Regions from separate parts of the Homo sapiens genome. Here regions 2 and 3 are each linked to region 1. The links are chromatin loops, found by intact Hi-C in ENCODE. Cell type or tissue: ascending aorta. All regions are shown on one strand.

Region 1 (5,000 bases):
TTATGCTTTCACCAGGACCCCTCACTTGTCCTTGTGAGTTTCTGACATGGTCCTCCTCTGTCTCTTCCTCGCCAGCTTGGCTGCCACCCCTCGGGCTGGGGTCACTGGGGCATGGCCCACCAGCGGCCTCTCCATTCTGGCCCAGCTCCAGCCGTCCTGTGAGCTCAGGTGGACTCAGCTTTCCAGGTCATCTTGGAGGGATCTGGTCATGACCACATCACTCTGGAGTCTGGCTTATTTCCAGCATTTTTCCCAGGTGAAATCAGGCTTAAATGAATATTATGCAGTGACAGGAAAAACAGCTGCTGCCTGAAGAACACACACAGCAGAAGAGAAATGATGGTGGCGATGGAGGTGGGGTAGATGTTCAGTGGGAGGCCCTGGAGGCGGGGGTGGGGTTGGGGGAACAAGGGTAGGGTTTGTCAGCCCCCACCATGCTGGGTGTGTCCCAAATGCCTGTTCTGACTACTTGGTAATGTTTTTTGGGTGCTGTGCTGAGAAAGCCTGCGAGGCTGCATGAGGTTCCGCAGTAGAGAGCCCTGGTGCTCCATGACCAATGCCTGTGACTGGTGCAGCAAGAGGGACGTTCCTCTGCTGAAATGAATGAGTGCATCTTCCCTGAAGGTGGGTGTGGAGAAAGTCCATCACCAGGGTCCTGTTTGGAGGAGAAGCAGCAGATCTGAATGAATCAACTTTCATCAAGTCACCCCATGGTTCTAGGAGAGCCAGTCCACTTTGTCATCAAGCTCCAAATTCCCTGGCTGGCACTTTCGGCCTCTGCTTTGACCTGGCTCAGAGAAATTTCAGCTCCTGTTCTCAGCATGCCCCTCCTGCTGTGGTAGGGCATGTTGCCTTCTTGGTCCTTGAAGGTAGCACCCAACACCTGTTTCCATGCTCTAGTCCAAGGCCTGCTCTCCTTCCTCTGGCTTCCTGACATCCCTTGCATTGAAGGCCAAGTTCAGGACCATGTCCTCCACACACCTTGTGGACAGCTCCACCCGTGGTGGTCTCTCCTCTTCTGCCCTTTTCTCTGTAGTCTGTGCATTCCAGATCAGCACATGAGCTCTCTCCCCTGGCCTCCTTTGTGTTAGGCACAGATGGGAATCCAGGGCAGAGATGATGTTCTGCCCTTACTACCTTGCAGCAGACAGGATCAGACTTGTGGGACCTGCTTGGTTACCTACCACCTGCTGAGATTCTATTTTCTTTTATAATTTTATATTGTACATGTAGCACACTCTTGGTTGCTTACCCAGTGTGCGTTCCTCTTCTCTGCCTTGGTCACAGAACCCAATTTTATTTCAGTTAGTGTGATGCCCCGTTAAAAGGTATCCTTTCCATTTTATTATAAAGCTAAGAGTTAACATTGAAATGTGAGCAAACATGGACAGAGATGGATGTGTTACACATGTTTTCTCCCAATGTGTAGCTTGTCTTATTTTCTTAACAATGTTTTCCAAAGACTAAAAGCCTTTCATTTTGATGAAGTCCAATTTATCGCTTTTCTCTTTTCTAAGTCATGTTTTCTGTGTCATATCTAAGAAGACTCTGTCTGACCCATAGTCACAAAGATTTTCTTCTAGGGTTTTTGTAGTTTTAGCACTTAGTTGTAGGCCTATGATCCATTTTAAGTTAATGTTTAGATATGGTGTGTGGTAAGCATCAAGGTTCAATTCTTTTTCTTAATGTATTATTGTTATTATTTTTGAGACAGAGTATGGCTTTATTGCCCAGGCTGGAGTGCAGTGGTGCAATCACAGCTCACCGCAGCCTCAACCTCCCATTGTATTTTTGTTTTTGCAGTTGTTCCAGCACGATGTATTAAAATAACCCGGAGTTTAACCTAGCATTAGAGACCTCTGTGGATTTGCTTAGGGAGCTCCAGAACAGTTGAAGTGGCATGGAACTTTTTGTGTGTATGTGCTCGTGTGATTTGGGGATGGAAGGATGGTGGAAGTGGAGATGACTCACAGCTTTCACCAGATTCTGGAAGATGCCCTGTCTCCCAGAAGCTTAAACATCTCCACTGTAATGTAACAAGGCCTTTTTCTTCACCTCACTGAACAAAGGGAGCTACAGAGGGGAGAAAGGGATGTCAAAGACTGCGTGTGAGCTGCTTTTGAGTTCCTGGGAAGAAAACAATATGAACTTTGGGGAGTAAGCCTGTACAAACATACACAAATTATTCTTAATAATAGCATTAAAGCCAAGGCAGTAAAACTTTGTTAAATCTGATACTAGGCATCTTTCACACAGCACATAATTCAAAGCAACTCCATGGCTGTTTTAAGTTCATTCTTCTGGGCTGCTGTGTTTTAAATAGATGAACCTTACTGAGCAAGAGAGTTTAAAACCTAAGTTGAAAATGAAATTTTAATTAAGGGGATTTTGTGACTATGGCTAGAATGAGTACTCTGCATTCAGGATCTTATAGTCCCCAAATGTCAACTAGGTCTAATCACCAGAGATCACTGGCCCCCTCACTCTACTGGATTGGTCACAAGGCTCTGAAAACATGAGCTGCTTAACTCCCAGAGCTGCAAAATGTCGGTTTCCCTGGGCTAGAGCAGCAGCAGCCACTTCCCCACGAGGGTGAGGAAATTCAATATCTTCCTGATGGGAGACAGAGCCAGACTCCCACCGGCTGTTCTTTCACTCTAGCAGCTGCTTGCCCCACATTTTCCACGTTTCTGGTCAGGCCGCCCATCAGCCGACCCTTCCAAGTCACCGCTTCCTGAGAGCCCTCCAGTGTGACTCAGACCAATCCCATGGGGCTCCCTTGAGCCGTGGAAGGCGCAGAACCAGAGAGCTGGAAGGAATATTGGACACGAGCTGCTCTGAGCCCTTTCATTTCCAGAGAAGAAAATTGAAGCCCAGAGAAATAAGGCCAGTTGCCTGAGGTCACACAGTTAGAGGTAGAACTGAAACTAGATGCTGGGTTATCCTGACGTGAGGCCAACATTCTTTTTATGATAGTCGGAGTAGAAAAATGGAAAAAAGCACAAACTTAGGGCTCAGACATACCTAGGTTTGGATTCTGACTTTTTGTTCACAATCTGTGGAACTCTGTGAAAGGCACTTTACCTTTCTAAGCTTTAGTGCCCTCACTGGAAAACAGAGATAAATATGCGGCAAATATTAAGTTCCTTTTCTGGACTGGCACATGCTATTTTTGGTTCTGAGTACATAGCTGGGAATGAAACAAACCAAGCCCCTTGGCCCAAGGCATAGAACTTACATCCCAGTGTGTGAAGGATAATATCAGTGCTTCTGAGGTTATTGTAAGGATTCAAAGAGACAAAAAATGTGAATGTAAGCCCAGTTCCTGGCAGAGTAGATATCTAATAAATGGTAACAGCAATTACAATTATTACTTTATGTTCCAAATGTCAGTCTCCACAAAGAAGGCCAACTCCTGGGGTATAAGGGTTCCGTCTCAGTTTCCTTACCAGTACCCCAGTATATAGGACCCCCAGGAAGCCCTGACAATCTTTGGTGCTCAGAGTCCTGCCCTAACCTACTGTCAAACCCTTAGTTCTTGCTTCTGAATTCATCCGACAACCTATTGACTGATCTGTATGCTACCTTTATTTCTCTGCTGGGACTCCTTTGGAGAGCCTGAAAGGTGGTCTTGCTGGGATTGGAGACCCCCTGTCAGCCCACTTTGTCCTGCAGCTCGGATCATCCCAGTGGCCTGCTTAGCTCCTTTGTGCTCCCCTGGCTTCTGAGCCACAGCCATTAGATACTGGCTCTGGCCTGCCATTTGGCTCCTGACCCCTCATGTGGGGTTGGTTTTCTCTCTCCTGCCCAGCCCCAGCCCTGCCTGGCCCCTCTTGAGCTGCCAATGATTCAATTCCTCTTAATAGTCCAGCAAAAGCCCTTAGAGCTGGAAGCAGTTATACCCTGCCTTGGTCTCAACCATGGCGAAGCCCATGGTCCATTCTGAAGTAACAAGACTCACACGTAGGGAGAGAAGCCCTTGACTTCAAGGAACCACCCACTCTGTACTCTTCCCACCCTCCCCTCACATATGAAGCAGGGTGAGCCATGACTTGGGTTGATGGGTGTCATGGCAGCTTTTAGAAAGGAGAGGAAATGGGAATTTGAATGACCCATGTACACATAGCGGAATGCTGCAATCACATGCCTTTCCTCTCACTGCCAAATCTCAGTGGTGTTCTTACAAATTTTTCCTAATATATTCCTAATATATCCCCATTCAACTCCCAGGCTCTCCAAAGCAGAGGATATTGGGACTGGAAAATGAGCAATATATGTTTAAGGGAGTATGTTTCTGTATAAGAAGCCGATTTCTGAATAGTTCATCCCTCCTCGTCTTCTCTTTAGTAAAGATAACTGAGACTCAGGTAATGATGGCCAAGAATTATGAAGCACTCAGAGATCCTGTTCTAAGTAGTTTACATCTATTAATTTATGTAAGCCTCAAAACAACCCTATGAGGTAGGCACTATCAACATTCACTTTATTTCAGAGGAAGAAACCAAAGCACCAAGAGCTTAAGTAATTCGTCTTAGGACACAGAGTAGGGATAACAATGCTGGCAACCTGGCTCCTGAGCCATTATGCAGTACCACCTATGATCTACTTTCTGTTTAGTAGCCCAAACAAGAGAAATGTCTTTTATCTTATCTCAGGCAAGAGCAGTAATTTAACACGAGTATGCATTCCAGCCACATTTTGTTGTCAGAAACCGTTACCAGGGGCAGCAATGGAATGTGAGGCATGATGGTATGTGCCAGGCTGTGGTTTCTCTCCCTGTTGCATCAGGACACCTCCTTTCTCTCTTCCCTTGGAAAGTTAGGCAGCAGCCTGCTGTCTCTCCTCAGTGGCAGCCTCTGTGCATCCAGCTGGGGAGGCCCTCTCTTTGCTCAGATTGTCTCTTTTCAAAAGAACTTGGTTCCCAGAAGATTTGTAAATCAAGGTGTACTTGAAGGGGAAGCAATCATTCTGATTGGTAAATCGGGGATCAGGAACTGAGC
Region 2 (5,000 bases), 190 kb after region 1:
CTTCCTGGAACTTTGCACACTACTTCAGTACATTTTGTTGATTAAAAACATTCTCTCTACAAACTTCAATACACTGGCAAAGGATCTCTGTAGCAGAAACTTTAAAACATGAAACTGCAGGCTGCTTTCTGTTTGGAGACCAAGCATCTGGGAAAGATGCCATTTGAACTAAGGGTGCACCAAGTCATAGACGCTCTTGGATGGCCCTTCCTGCAACATAGTCACAAATGCCAACAAGCATCTTACTGCTGTAGCCATGTGCTCTGGTTGCTAATCATATAAAGTAGTGCATTTGAGAACCCATCCTATCCTTGGTCTGAACATTTGTCTCCATCCAAAATTGACAGATTAAAATCCTCAACACCAAGGTGATGATACCAGGAGGCGGAGCCTTCGGAAGGTGACTTGGTCTTGAGGGTAGAGGCCACACGCATGGGATGAGTGCCCTCATAAGAGGGGCCTAAGGGAGCTTGTTTGTCCCTTCTGACATGTGAAGTTACAGTGAGAAGATAGGGTCTATGAGGAAACAGGCCATCATTTGACACTGAACCTTGCTCTCTGGACTGTGAGAAATGTGTTTTGTTTTGTTTTTTTTTGTCAGCTACCTGATATGGTATTCTGTTATGGCAGCTCAGACACAGTCCTGCGTCTTTAGAACTCAGGGTACACTGTGTGCTCCGTCAATGCTCATGACCATTTGGTACTCACGCTGGAGTGTGGGGGTTCGGAATGAACACTGAGACCAGCCATGCAGCATCTGTCCTCTCTTTCTGTGAAAAGTGCCATTCTGTATGTGACATGGACCCCTAGCTTTAGACCCTACAGATCACAGTGCAGTGTCTTTCACAGAGTGAGTGTGCTGGGTACTAGTGATACTAAGCTGGGTGATAAACCCTGCTAGAGAGGTGCGGCCTGCATGGAGTGGAGAGTGTGTGACAAGGTGAAGCAGCCCAGACAGAAGTGCCAGCACCACCATCCACTAATTGGGTGACCTCAGCCATGCACCCGAGCTCTGGGCCTCATCTTTCCCATCTATAACATGTGGGCATGTACCTTTGTTTTGGCAAATAAATGACAATATATGCTTTTAGAAACTGGTGGCTACTAATCTTATGTAAAGAATGTGTGTATTTATCTTGCCAAATAAATATATGGTTGCTCTTCAATTTCGGATCATGACAAGTCGATATCATAACGAATTTGTTGTATTTCTTGGTCAGGGAAGAAGGAGAGAGAAAAAAACCAGTGCCTAGTGATGACGCCAAGTCAAGGTAAAACCTGGCCAAGGGTGGACCTGGCTCCAGTGTCTCTTCCAGTTCTCCTTCACCCTGGGGATTACTCATTTATCTCTATGAATGCAGATTTATGGACCTATAAATGAATATATGTGTTAGGGCCACCATTGCTTGTTGTAACTCCACAAAGCATGTTGACCACAAAACCTATTGAGGGCCATAGGGGCCCAGCCTGCAACGCAGCCCATCTGCTCCCTGCATCCTCATCCACCGCCTTCCTTACCACCGCCCACCCACATGCCAGCACTGCCGCGCGGCCTCTGCTCCGGCCGTCCCTTGGCCTACACTGCCTTTTCCTAATCTTTCCCAAGTTGACTCCTAACACCTTTTAAGACTGCCTAGAATCACCGGGAAGGCTTCGCTGGCCCACCCCTGCCCGCCCAGCTTCCCCAGGCTGGGGGAAGTCCTTCTTCTGGGGGCTTCCGTGTGCACCTCTGTGCCTCCACGTCCCTCCTCACACGGTGACTTTCCGATGATGCGCCTGCCTCCCCTGTCCATGGATAATGAATTCACCCAGGACAGGGCTTTGTCTTTTTCATTCCTGAATCCGAAGCTTACCTGCTACTAGAGAATTTGTGAATTTCCGTTGAACACGTGGAAGACCTAGGAAGCTGTGGGGGAGAAAGAATGAATGACTTTCTTCAAGGCCTCCTGGCAAAGCAGCAGTGCAGCGGGAACCGGAGCCGGAGGACGCTGGCTCCTCACCTAGAGCCCTCCCTTGGGTCAGGGTGGCTCTTCTCTCCCATACCTAGCGTCCGGCGCTTGGCTTTGTTTCCCGGAGTGGGTGGCACTGTTTGGCCGCCACAGGCACAGCATCGCCCCTAGGCATCGCCCTCCGCACCCGGGGATGCGGCGTCCCCAGCCTTGCCTTTCTTGATGGCTAAAGCAACAGCGCCACCTTCCGGCCTCAAGGCCACCGGGCGTGGCCGGACTTGGGAGACCTTGGGCGCCCTCTTGTGGAATTTCAGAAGTTGGGCTGCGAAAATGACTCCGTTATCCCCAGCTGACCATGAGGCCCGCTGGGCACTTCCACCTCTGAGGTTTGAGTGGTTCAGTGGGCCTGTGCAGGGAAACCCAGCCTAGAAAGCAAGCCTTTATAGCTACCTTGGTGTAGAAGATCAGAGGCATATGAGGTGAGAAACAGGTGACATGTCACGCTCCCTGGAGACAAAATGTCCAGAAAGCTCCTCTAGGCAGCAAATAAAGAAGTTATGAAAAGGAACCGTGGAGAAAAAAGAGGTGAAGGGAAAAGAAAGGGAATGTTATTCTGACCCACATGCCTCACCGCCAGGGCTGAAGTCACTACTAACAAGGCCATTTAGGAAGAGCAGGCTGGAGTTGACAGCCTTTCCCCAGGAGTCCTCTGGTTTCCAGGTCCCCCGGTTTGAAGCACTCAGGAACACACTCAGCCCCTGAATCTTCACTCAGTTCCGTGGTGTTACTGGCAATCGTTGGATATCCCTGGCTGGGGCTCAGCCTCAGCTCCGGTGTCAGCTACATAAGAATCTCAGCATCTTGGGAACGTGAGCTCAACTTGAAATACACTTCCCTGAAAGGATTACTTTGTTTTGGGACAAGGCTCATATCAATCTGTCCTGCCAAGAGATTACTGCTGTTAAACTGTTGGTTTTCACTGCTGTCAAACATAATCTTACAAGGAGAGAGAGGGGCAATCACCCTCAACACCCAGCTGCAAGAGAAGACTTTTGACTGGGCAGGACTTTTCCTGGCACTCTCTGGAGAATAAAAAAGGAATATGTAGAATGGCTGTTGTGTGATTAATGCTTACACCCACAGTGCGGCTGAGCCATTCCCAGGGGTGCACTGAGTGGGATCCCTCTACATGCAACGACCCTGCTGGCATTTCACAGGTGCCTGTGGAGAAGGCCCATTGAAGACCTGGGGCTGAAAGTGCAGCTCAACTTTGCACATATGCTTGGATTTCCTCTCTATTCCAAGGCAGACAGTCCTCAGGGTTTGGCCTAACACACAAAGGATGGGAAGAATAAAGAAACGATGTTCCAACAGTATTTCTGCAGATCTAAGCTACTGAAGGGATGCTGGACCAACCACGATAGATGCTTCCTTTTCCGCAGTGCCTCGAAAAACACTTAGGAGTGTGAAGGAGTGAAATTTTATGCTATTGGCCTTGTTCTCATTTACTTTTGATTATTATAAAATTATTCTAACGCAAAACCCATAAAAAATTGGTAACTCAGAATCTCGCCAGATGAACTGTTACATCGGACTACGCTCTAGGAAGAAGTATTAAAAATCAAAGATATTAACTTTCCAAGTGTTCATTTCCATCTGTTTTCCCTCTCTGGGACTCAGTTTCCTACTCTGTACAATTGGGACGGTGACCTACTTTCAAGGACCTTTATAGTTCAAACGCTCTTCGGTTCTGTGAAAAGAAGCCTTACATCATCCCATGGTGGGCTGCATGTCACATTATCACACAGAGTGGTCCTTGCTTTACAGAAAAATATTCATTTGCTCATTCATTCACCTATCCACTCATTCCACAAACAGTGAGCACCTACGATATTCCTCACACTGCTAAAGGCAGAGCTGTAGGGTGAGCTGTGAATAAAGCAAGGTCCTGGCCCTCATGGGGCTTGCATTCTTATGGGAACCACACACAGTGAAAGATTTAAACATATATAGTGTAACCTGAAGTGATGTAAGCCAGGCACAGAAAGACAAATACCACATGGTCTCACTTACATGTGAACTCTAAAGAGCTGAATTCATAGAAACACTGAATAAAATAGTGGCTAACAGGCTGAAGGGTTGGAGGATTGGGGAGATGTTGGTCAAAGGACACAAAATTTCAGTTAGGAGGAAGAAGTTCAAAGATCTATTGTATAACATGGTGATTACAGTTAACAACATATTGTATATTTGAAAATTGCTCAGAGTATATTTTAAGTGTTCTCACCACAAAAAATCATATGTGAGATAAGACATATTTTAAATAGCTTGATTTAGTCATTCCACAATGTAAACATATATCAAAATGTTATGCTGTACCCAATAAATCTATATAATTTTGTCAATTAAAACAAATATAGTGTAATGTAATATAGTATAATAATAGAATATAAATCAATAGTAAGTGCTATGAAGAAAAATCAGCAGGATAGGGATTATGGGATAAGGAATGTTATTTTTTAGACAGGGTGGTCAGGAAAGCCTGAGAAGGTGGCATTTGTGCAGAGACAGTGGAGTAGGGGAGTGAACCATGCCGGGTAGAGGAAAGAGCAAATGAGAAGGCCTCATATTCAGGCATGTGCTTGGTGTGTAAGGGCACTGGTAGACCAGGGGAACGAGGCTGTATTCCTGGATGTGGTCTTAGGTTTTGATTCTAAGATGGCTTTAGAGTTTAAGAGCATTCTCAAGAGTCAGTGTTGTGTGCAAGGCTCACTGCTAGGCCCTGGGAGTACCCAGAGATAAAACACTAGTCTAGTGCTAGAGGACACTCCTAAGGGACATGCACTCATCTACACAAGAGAAGGTACTGACGGTGGAAGGACGCATGTGCCAAGCATCCAATGCGTGGCGCAGACACTAGTTCTGAAGGAGCTCCAGAGATGGGGACTCGGGCACTGAGAGATGCCTGGGCGAGCAAGGGGAGTTTAATGTGGACCTGGAGGAAAGGACCAGGCAAACTGAGAGGCAGACTGTTCAGGCAAGGAAGGAGTG
Region 3 (5,000 bases), 110 kb after region 1:
TAGGGCAGGAATGCTGCTCTACTCTTTTGTGTGTCACTGGTCCTTAACAGTGTGTTTGCTTTGTAGCAATGACTGTTGAATTATTTTGTGTATGTTCAAGTTGGTGGCTTATAAATGATATTGCTTTTTCTTCCTCTTCCCTAAATTATAAATAATCTCCCCAGTGCTGAAATCAAATAAAGAGAGATAGAAGATCAACGATGTGGCTGATAACATTAGAGACTGCAGGATGGATGAGTGGCTTTACTCCAAGACCTCATGTTGGCGTGTATTAAGGAACAGTTTGAATTTAGAGAATACCTCTGTTTACTCAGAATCACTTCCTCACACTCCTCAAGGACAGAGATTTTCCTCCAGACTCAGCCTGCAAGGTGGGCCTCGGGCCTGACCCAGTGTGCTCAGCCCATGGAAGCTGAAGCCGGGTGGAACACAGCTGCTTTGTGGGCAGACAGTTACTTACAGAGAGAGAACCATGAATTGCAGTTCTATTCTCAATTTAGCCATCAGGTCACTCCTCCACAAGGTTGGGAGAGAGAGGAGCAGAAGTTACTCTTCTGAAAACATTCAGAGGCAGAAGTATCTATTTTATGGATAAGAGAAGTATGTAAGTCAGGGTCTTATAAGAAAGAGAAAGCATTTCTTGCTGATGTGAACAGAAATGAATATTGGGATATACTGAGCATTACTGTTAATCCTGGTGGGTGGAAAATGGCATGATGGTTATGGTAAAAACAGTCCTTATCAGTTAGAAAGGCACACACACACTGAGATATTTATGGGTGAAATAACATGAGATTTTGGGCTTACTTTAAAGTATTTCAGCAAAAACAAACAAAAAAATGCCCCCAAACAAACAAAAACAAAACAAAGCAAAAAATAAGAAACCAAACCAAACCAAAGAAACAAGACAAGAAAAGAAATGAAAACAAGAAACCAAACAGGTGAGGAGGGGGACAAAAAACAGGTAAAATAATTGGCAAAATATTAATTGTGGAATGGGGTGATAGATACACAGGAGTTCATTATTCTATTCCTTTCAATTTTCTGTATGTTTGGAATTTTCCATAATACAGTTTTATATAAAGGGATTTGGGGCAGCTTAGGGAATCTCTGCGTTGTCAACAAAGCCAGGCTGGGAGGTAAGGCAGCAGGAATGACACCCCAAATCACCCACTGAACTAAAGGCACGATGGCCCCCCACTGCTCACAGCAACCAAGCTGGCCAGAGTGAATGATGAATGCCAGAGTGAATGACAGATGCCACTCTAGATCTGCTACCAACTCTGTGTCCAGAAACCAGACATTATGGTCAACCCTATCCTCCTACAGCCAGAATGGACTTGCTGCAGTCTCTTTCCTTTGGACAGCCAGCTTCTGGAACAAAGCCTTGAGCATCTGCTTCTGACTGGCTGAGCCTGGGTTATGATGCCCTAGTTCCATGCCCTGGGTTGGGGACACAGCACCTGGCAGGCAGGAGGTGGGCTGTGCCTCAAACAGTGAGAGATTCCTCCAAGTTAGGAAGCGATTAAGATCGTATTTTAACAGAAGGATAAATACCCACTGCAAGGAGAAAATGGTTCTCCCAACACTTTGAAGTGTGATAAAAAATTTTATTATGTTTTCATTGTAGGACCTACAGCTATTAACACTTGTACAGTTCTTTGCAGTTTGCAAATGTTTTCACATACATTCTCACCTAATTCTAAGAATATTATGTCTATAGTTTACAGGATCTTCCAAAATTTACACCTCACAACAACTTTATGAGTCAGAACTATCCCCATATTATAGACAAGAAAATTGTGGGGAAGAGAGGCAAAGTGACTCACCAAAATTCCCAGAGCTTTTAAGAGGTGGCCTCAAAAGACAAACCCGGGCCAGGCTGTGTCACATCCCTGTGACATCACCAAACTCTTAGTAATGACTTCCAGTGAAATTGTTAGCATTTATTCTTCTCTATCGCAATCTGACCAAGAACCAAAAATTCATAGATTTCTGTCTCCCTTTGATAATTTTTCTAGACAGCTTTTCTCAGTCTTTTGAGGATTGTCCCAAGCAGACACAAGGGCCAAAAATCTATGAGCAGTTAGAGTTCTGGACAGAGCTGCAAATTTGTATCTTATACTCTCAGGCAATACAGATTACCCGATTCAAGTTAATTGTGGGTGAGATGGTGGCTCTAATAGAAGGCTGGTGAGTTAATTGTAAAAAAATGTGAAGTATGGAATAGGTTTCCAGGCAATTAAGCCTGCAAAGTAAGTTGGTGATACAGGACACTGCTGAGCCCCAACTATGAAAGAAAACCAACCGAGATGATTGCCTGGGACTCACTACAGCCTCCCCAAGAAGTGTTTCTGCAAGGGCACCTGGAAAAGGGATGGAGATCTGCGAAGTGTCAGGGAGGAGTTGCCGCTCTGGATGCAAATAACTGGCCTCAGCACATTCCAAGAGAGAAAGTGGAAAAAAGGAAAAGTGTGACGCTATGTCAAAAGAAGGCATCGGCCCAGCAAGCTCTCCCCTGCTGCTTAATACAGGAAATATCTCCCAAACATCTCCGCTAATCCTCCACCAATACAATGAGAAATGAGCACCTCTGGCAGCTAAGCAGTTATTAAGCTAGGACAAAAAAATATTCCGCCCATAGCAACAGAGCCAAAGATAACAGCAGGGAATAGCCAAGCTGCGGAGAAATGGCAGATAGAAAACATTCAGTCTTGGGAGTCCCCCAAAGCAACTGACGTGTGAGTAAAAGAAAGGGCCTCATTTTGCCCAAGAAGCTCAGCGGTGGATTGTAAATGTCAGGACTCAGTGTTTAGCCACGGCCATGCTGAACTCAGCTGCATGAACTAGAGTCATAGGTTGTAGAAATGACAGGCAGTCCTGAAATTGGGCAGCACTTGAGGCTTTTTGAGCTGGTCACCGGCCTGTTGATGAAACATACATGCGAGGCAGGAGAATACCAAAACTGCATTCCACATTTGCAACACAGAGATTCTTGAACACTGTTCCTGGATAAAGACTTCAGGGATAGAGGGAGATTTGCTTTCCAGTCAAGATTTCTCCAAAATACTTCCTTTCTTATTAAAGGAAGTATTAAACTCTCCCAATGTTTTTCCTAGTTCTCTGTCCATGCTGGGAGGGAACCTTTCCTAGGTATACAGTCTCTCACCATTACCTTGTAGCTACTGATTGTCTTCATTCAAGAGGAGCAATTTCATCTGCCATTTAAGAAAGAGGTGGGTTCCTGCCTCAGGCTTTTGTAGACAGCAGCAGAGGCAGCTGGTGAGAGGCGGAGCCAGGGCCCAGACTCAGGGGAAAATGAACTCAAAAATTAACTTTCTATAACCTTTTACTATTTAAAAAATACTTATGTGTTCTTTGAGCAAACTTGTTAGAGAGTAATAGAATTTTACTGTTTAAAGGACTTTGGAGGTAATCCAACAGGTTTATTTTACAGAAGGGAAGCCGAGGCTGGAAGTATAAAATTATTTCTTCAAGATGGGCCTAGACCCATTCTCCTGCCTCTGGGTCAGTGCTTCTTCCATTCACTGCCTCATCCTACCTAGACCCCGCCTTGATCTGGGAAATATGGACACCAGATGGTTTTTATGTTAGAGTTCTTTTAGGAAGAAAGTAAAAAATATTCCACATCTTGGCAAACTCTACCAATTTTATGGCTTCATTGGCCCGTAGCAAAATTATCCAAGTTCCTTTAATTTATCCTTGCAAAGTTTTAGAATTTTTATTAATTTTAATTTTTAAAAATTATCCCAGTGTAGTTCTGTATGGAAGTGAAATGTCGGCTGTTCACGTTAATTCCAAATCCACCCACTTCTGTCCCCGTGCGAGCACTCTCCCTGATCACCCCTCTTTTCTTCCTCCTCTGAGAGGAATTGTCCATAGGATGACAAAACTGTAGGCTGGAAAATACAACGTACTATTCATTGCTGGTTGACTGATACACCACAAATGACCCTCAAACCACCTGACTCCACCTATGCTCTCCAAATGGAAACTGAACCAACCTGCTTTGGCCCCATAGTGAAGATCCCACCAGGTCTTCCCTGCACATACTGAAGAATGTAGGCTGTGGACCATGAGCAAATTACATATTCTCCTTCACCTCAGTTTCCTCATCTGTAAAACAGGGATTAAATAGCACCTCCTTCAAGGGTAATGAGGGGTAAAGGAAGATTTAATGGGACAATCCATTTAAAGGGTCTCAGAAGACTGGCACATAGTAAATGGTAACTATCATTATTCCTGCAACTACTGAACTCCAAAAAAAAAAAAAAAAAAAAAAAGGAAAAAAATGGGAACATTAAATTCTTGCAAACAGCCTGGTCCATTCTTACCTTTAAGGATATTGACTTATCTCCAGATTTCAAATTGTTAGGGATAAGTGTATAAACTTTTAATCAGTTGCTTTCCCTCAAACTCCAATTTCAACCTTGTGTGCATGGAAAGGGGCCAGCAAGTATGCTGAGAGTATTTCTCTCCCTTTACTTAAACCCTAGGAACGCTCCGATTTCTCCACTCATCTGGATCAATGTGTAGAAACATCTCTTCACCCTTAAGTGTAAGTTTAGCCAAGACTTCCATTAACATTTTTCAAGAGGATAACACAGACACACACACACACACACACACACACACACACACACACACACGAACCTGGAAATAACTGAGCAAAAGTAGTTCAAGTTTCTTAGATTATACTCACCAATTATTGGTTGCCACCGCTCAAAAAGTACCCTGCCCTTACCTTGCCGTCCTTGACACAACCTGCTTAAATGGCAAAGTCTTATAACCCATGGCAGGCTTGGGCTGGCCCAGCTGCCGAGTGTGGTAGGAATTCTAACCCTCCCGCTGGACTCTTTCCCGAAGCCCTTTCTCCAGCTGGGGGCTGTCATCCGTCGTCTCAGACCTGGACTCCCAAGCCTCCCCTGTCCTGGTCCCTCAGGTGAGTGGGACACTTTCTGACTGTCTCTGGGCTTTAG

Evidence for each region. Peaks named below come from ENCODE experiments on the same cell type or tissue, not always from the same donor. Only the 100,000 strongest peaks of a DNase experiment are listed, where the experiment ranks them.
Region 2: it touches region 1 in a loop (2.2-fold over the local background); 5 of 110 quality-filtered maps call a loop at or near these places.
Region 3: a loop joins it to region 1, with 2.5 times the contacts of the local background. A loop is called at or near these places in 8 of 110 quality-filtered maps.

What each region holds. Positions count from the first base shown.
Region 1 is chr11:130,672,933-130,677,932 of GRCh38, forward strand. LINC02873 (long intergenic non-protein coding RNA 2873) reads left to right here and starts at 24. Exons shown (of 3, transcript NR_164144.1): 1 at 24-256. In ascending aorta, no CTCF peak of the experiment used is centred here; DNase peaks (open chromatin) are centred at 2,739 and 4,742; H3K4me3 peaks cover 908 bases; H3K27ac peaks cover 5,000 bases.
Region 2 is chr11:130,859,923-130,864,922 of GRCh38, forward strand. LINC02551 (long intergenic non-protein coding RNA 2551) reads right to left here and starts at 2,188. Exons shown (of 6, transcript NR_125383.1): 1 at 2,044-2,188; 2 at 1,854-1,906. RefSeq lists enhancers at 1,549-2,049, 2,050-2,550. In ascending aorta, a CTCF peak has its summit at 2,217 (motif pointing left); a DNase peak (open chromatin) is centred at 2,199; H3K4me3 peaks cover 345 bases; H3K27ac peaks cover 3,926 bases.
Region 3 is chr11:130,780,243-130,785,242 of GRCh38, forward strand. It overlaps LOC105369576 (a long non-coding RNA gene), which reads right to left. Exons shown (of 4, transcript XR_948197.4): 2 at 4,026-4,137; 3 at 461-580. Among named protein-coding and RNA genes, the nearest start is that of LINC02551, 79 kb to the right of the region's middle. RefSeq lists an enhancer at 1,463-2,662. In ascending aorta, no CTCF peak of the experiment used is centred here; DNase peaks (open chromatin) are centred at 1,882 and 2,739; H3K4me3 peaks cover 823 bases; H3K27ac peaks cover 1,895 bases.